Linked DNA regions of Homo sapiens: region 1 is linked to region 2. Evidence: chromatin contacts called from ENCODE POLR2A ChIA-PET data. All regions are on one chromosome and are shown on one strand. The core of a region is the stretch at or near the end of the contact, and the rest is flanking DNA. Distances in the headings are between cores, read along the strand shown.

Region 1 (2,700 bases), core at 131-2,630, 3.5 Mb before region 2:
TGTATGCGCTATACTTTCATATGACTGGCAGCACAGTAGGTTTATACCAGCATCACCACAAACACGTGAGTAATGCTTTGATTGGGAATTTTTCAGCCCCATTATAATCTTATGGGATATTGTTATGCAGAACATAACTATTACCAAAACATGCTCAAGATAGTGTAAAGCACTTTATTCAAATGCGGCTGTAATGTTTTATTTTGTTTTGATTTGAGACAGGGTATCACTCTTTCACACAGGATGGAGTGCAGTGGTGTGATCACTGTGCACTGCAGCCTCTACCTCCCAGGCTCAGGTGATCCTCCTACCTCAGCCTCCCAAGTAGCTGAAACTACAGGCGTGCACCACCATGCCTGGTTAATTTTTTTTTTTGTATTTTGTGCAGAGACAGGGTTTCACCATGTTGCCCAGGCTGGTCTCAAACTCCTGGGCTGAGGCAATCTACCCATCTTGGCCTCCCAAAGTCCTGGGATTATAGCCACCATGCCTGACCTGTAATGTTTTAACGGATCATAAAATCAACACAGTGGTTCATGACCAGCATTTTCTTAGAAAATGAATTAGAACAGAACAGAATAGTAAACATAAGAGGCTGTTGCATATAGTAGAAGTTAAGTGTTGCTCGGTGAATCTTTAGTTAGACACACACGCCCACTTATTACACATATCACACAGCTACCTGGGTCATGATATAAAATTATTTTACTCTGGGTCATAAGGTTTTAGTCACTTGCTGAAAGTGTATGTCACAGCTAATGAATTAGTAATAAATCAGTAGCACAATTAGTAAATCAGTAACACAAGATCTCTAATGGGCCCCTACCACAGTTACATAAATCTATGCCTGTTTCTGCAGTGGATTTGGTTTCCTAGTAAACTCTAGTAAAAGTCCTGACCCCCCCAGAACTCATATAAAGTCATCTGTCTCCATCCTGCTAACCAGCCCTCCTTAAACATACCCCAAGCCTACTCACTCCTTCCAATGAGCCTCTGAACTCCTGACCCGTTGTAATTCTCCTATATTATCACTTTTTGTTTACACTTTCTCTACCTACTTGTCTAATGAAAAGCTGGCTTTTGCTTCAAAATCCCACCCCTCATAAACCCACTCCAGGGGTGGTTGTTTGCCAAATTTCCTTGACTCCCAGGACAAAGAGAGGATAGTCATCACTTTCCCAAATAAACGTTTCTCCCAGGCCACATCCTGTCCATCACCTCACTTCTCAGGGCTTCACTCTTCCCTCTCACCCCTAACCTTGCCACTCATTTCTTGACCTCCAGGACTTTTCCTTTCTTGCCACAATTGCTGCCTTCCTCCCAGGCCTGCCTCTGCTGGGTGGCTTCAAGAAGGTGGATGACCTTGGTAACACTCCTCCACTACACTCCAACCACACACAGGCACCACACCTTGCACGTTATCACTACCTGGAAATACTCCACCTGTAAGATCAAGGCTTCCAAATCTTGGACTATAGCCTTTCTATTTACTCACTTCTCCACTTCCTTATTCTTATAGATCCTGCCCTTTATTCTCATTGTAGGTGGTTCCTTGATTTCACCCCACTCCATCTTTCCCATCCTGGCTTCATAGGCTCCTCGGCCAGATGGGACCTCAAGAACCCAATTTCAGCAATACTCTCATGAACACCCTGGAGTCCCTGTTTCCCATGCAGAGGCCAAAGGAAATCCTCCCCTTTGCCATCTGAAGGTTCTCTGAAAAAATCAACTCACAAAAGGCCGATCAATTGGAGAAAAGGCATATAAGTTTTATTAACATGTACGCAAGTAGACTCACATGTTTACCCACCCCTCAAGTGACTCAGAAGCTTAACTACCATCCCAGCAAAACAGGTTATGGGAGGGGGGCAGAAAAGGAATTTGGTTGAGATTACCAAGGAAAAGGGATGGGGAACAGAGATTAACCTGTATGTCATCCTGTGAAAGGTTCTGTTCAGGTGTGGCCACATTCCCGGTCTTACAGGGAGGGGAAGGAAAAACAATTCTTTCCCCTGGTGGGTCTCGATCTTTGGTAGATAAAGCCTTTGAAAGAGAATGTGGGATGCAGGAATGTCAGAGACACCTTGAAGCTTCTTCAGTTTGGAATGTCAAAATGCTGTATTTTGGGGCATCAGTGTCTGAGCCCCAACACCTATGACTTGGTCAGAGCCAGCAGGTCAATCCCTAGGCATAGTTACCCCATTCTTTTATCTTGTTGGAGAAATTCACATGAAAATGCTTATTGGCTCTGCAAAGAACATTTATAACACTAATTGGATCTTCAAAACTACTCAGGCTTTCTATCCAACCCTGGCTGATGCACTACTGCTTTTTCATGCCTCCACCCTCCTCACCTCAGCAGATGGTGACTCTTAGTATCCTTCCTCTCTCCCCTCTCATCCCAGAGGAAGGGGTATCCTCTGTTCCTTTTTTCTAAGCTGGGGTGGGAAGGCTGAGAGCTGAGACAGCCTCAGCCATAGATGCTATCTCAAATGTCAGTGTGCATAATAGTGTACTCCAGTGCTCTGTTAAAAGGCAGACCTCAGCCGGACGCGGTGGCTTATGCCTGTAATCCCAGCACTTTGGGAGGCTGAGGTGGGTGGATCACATGAGGTCGGGAGTTCAAGACCAGCCTGACCAATATGGTGAAACCCCGTCTCTACTAAAAATACAAAATCAGCCAGGTGTGGTGATGCATGC
Region 2 (2,700 bases), core at 98-2,597:
GGAAAATGGGGAGTGACTGCTAATGGGTCTAGGGATTCTTTCTGGGATAACGAAATTGTTGTAAAACTGATATGGTGATGTTTACACAACTCTATGAACATATGAAAAAACCTCTGAATTGTACTACACTTTAAATGAGTGTATTGGTACGGAAATGTGAACTCAATAAAGCTGTTTAAAAAACAAAACACCTAAGGTCTAGTATATACGTTCTTTGTGGAAAACAAGGTACATTCAAGACAAATAAATAACTATGAACTGATCTGATTACTAACCAAGACCATGCTTGAGGCACTTAGAATTAAGAATTTAACATACATTCCTTACTAGCTAAAAGATTACCCCTTTAAATATGTCTAAATCTCAACGAAAATGGACCTGCAGTACTTGCAACTGTCAGGGCATAAAATGGGATTCACGAAAGATACCTGAGTAAACACGTTCCTTTCCTGTACATGGCTGAACTGTACTTCCCATTACAAAAAAAAAAACAATAACTGCAGAAAAATACTCCACCGGGAGCCGGAGAAATTCTCAAAGAAGAATCTAATACTGAGCTAAGACAAGGGGTGGAAAGAATGAGGAAGGGGAAGGAGCACAGAGTAGGGGGAGGTCTCCATGCATTTAAGCCCAAGGAGTCCAGTTACATTAAATCCAACTTTTAAACGCTTTGTGAACAGGCCCAGAGGCAAAGTCCTGGGCGCAAACCCACGAGCCGAGCTGCGAGGCTGAGAGGAAGTGCTAGTCCAGCCCAACCCCGCACTGGATTTGGTGTGGAAACCGTCAGAGGTAAAAGGGATCGCTCAGATGGGGGGCCCGCGGTGAGGGCAGGAGGCAAAACCCCACCGCCCGGCGCTCCCAGCCAGCGCGCAGCGGGAGGCGGCTGTGCCGCGGGCCCGTCCTTCGCGTCCGAGCTGCCGCGCACGCCCCGCGCGGAGCGCGGCACCGGGAGCCTCCGGTGGGGCTGGGTCCCGTCTCCCGCCCCATCCGGCGCTTTGTCCCAGCCCCGGTGGCCGGCGGCCCCGCTGCGGGCCCCCGGGCCGCGGTGACAGCCCCCGTCCCCATAGGGCTGCGAGCCCGGGAGTCCCTATAGGCTGGCGACCGGTCGCCCGCCGGACCTCACCCAGGCGGGACGCGGCAGGAGGACGCTCGCCCTGCCGGAGGGGCCGCCGCCGCCGCCCGAAGCGCACGCAGGCCAAGCTCAGGCGCCAAAAGCCTTGGACTTCGAAACACACGACTTCCAACATCCTAAGCTTACCCAAAAATTCTCGACGAAATACGCCATGACCATCGTGCCGCCGCCGCGCCGGGTTCCGCGTCCGCGCCCGCCCGCCGCTGTGTAAACACGGCCCGGCCCCCACAGCACCCCCGCCTTTCGCCGCCGCCGCCTTCTTCCCAGAGACCGGCCCGCACCTTCCAGGGCGCATGCGCCACCTAGCGGCTGCCGCAGCTGGGCGAGCACTTAGACGCCACGGCCACGGTGTGCGCATGCGCCCTGTCCCCATTCTCGGGTGTTGGTAGATCTCTCTGCATCCCGGGCGCGGCTGGGTTGAGTGTTCTCTTAGGAATGGTGGAGAACTGGGTCCTTGAGGAGTCACCGGGGAGACTGCTCGCACTGTTTGTGGTGCGACGGGCACTGGCCCAGGGACAGAGGGAAGAGAAGGGCCAGCCAGCGGCAGTGGAGTCGGCAGGCTGGCTGCCCACTCGCTTTCTCTCCTCACAAGACTCGCTTCCCCGGCCTTCGAGGATCTCGAACGGACTATAGTCTGGACTCGCTGGGCTGGAGGAAACTTGGCCGCTGGCCACCCGGAGGAGACTGAGAAGCCTTTGGTCAACAGGGCGCCTTTCCTTGAACCAAAACAAAACTTTCCGAAGCCGGAAAGGAAACGCCCAGTGTCGCCTGAGAGCCCTGGAGCTGCGCGAGACCCAGGCACTGAGTGCGGCCTCGGCCTCTGACCTCTAACACGCCGGGAACAAACCAGCTGGGGCGGCCCGCAGGCCTGCGGGAGCGGAATGTGACCCGAAACCGACGGACTTCCTGACCCATAGTCCATAGTTCTCTTCAGCAACTTGAACATTTTGGAAAAAGAAACAAGTCTTAACATGCCACGACCTAATGGAAAAACTAAATCCCCTTCCTACACCTTGCTTTCCAAAAGTTAAAAAAAAATAGTTAAACGCTATTAGAGGTCTCAAGTTCACTGTCACCAGATCAGCTAGGTCCAGAATCTTCAGTTCTTGAAGCCAAGCCCTACAAATAGATTTATTGTAGCATATCACACCTCTTCAGGTGACTTAAAACAATGAGAATTCATGAGAAATTATCTTCATCCTCAAGTAAAAATCATGAGGTGCCTTTCACATGGATGAAATTGTAAGTGCTTGTTGAACAAGGAATAATTGGATAATGGTATTGTGGTCATACTTTTTAAGAATATCTGTTAGAAAGATATAGGATGCAGAACATCTAGGATTTGCTGAAAGTCATTTATTATGGATAGGGGTATGAGTAAGGTCATAGATGAAAAGGGATGAAACAAGATTGGCCATAGTTGCTCTATTTTTGTGTATCTTGTTTCTTTATTTTGTTTCTTTAAAAAGTCCTCATATCACTGACATTTACACTTAGTTTTAGGGAAAGTCAAATTTAGAAATAAGCTACAGCTCTCTAAGCTATCGGTCTAACTGGATTTTTCTCGA

What was found. ChIA-PET counts read pairs that join two places held with the same protein, here RNA polymerase II (POLR2A).
Region 1: POLR2A ChIA-PET joins it to region 2 with 13 read pairs in PC-9. The contact joins the enhancer-like site here to the promoter of FCHO2 in region 2. POLR2A ChIA-PET finds 5 or more read pairs at or near these places in 2 of 52 experiments (H1 and PC-9).

The regions. Positions count from the first base shown.
Region 1 is chr5:76,474,856-76,477,555 of GRCh38, reverse strand. The region is part of intron 2 of IQGAP2 (IQ motif containing GTPase activating protein 2); the gene reads right to left. Among named protein-coding and RNA genes, the nearest start is that of IQGAP2, 73 kb to the right of the region's middle. Within about 2 kb of position 1,380, at least 2 of the 41 ENCODE cell types and tissues checked have a DNase peak (open chromatin) inside an H3K27ac peak, as active enhancers do.
Region 2 is chr5:72,954,688-72,957,387 of GRCh38, reverse strand. It overlaps FCHO2 (FCH and mu domain containing endocytic adaptor 2), which reads right to left and starts at 1,347. Exons shown (of 26, transcript NM_138782.3): 1 at 1,259-1,347. The coding sequence starts at 1,291. It overlaps FCHO2-DT (FCHO2 divergent transcript), which reads left to right and starts at 1,504. Exons shown (of 2, transcript NR_186392.1): 1 at 1,504-2,374. RefSeq lists a silencer at 755-1,454.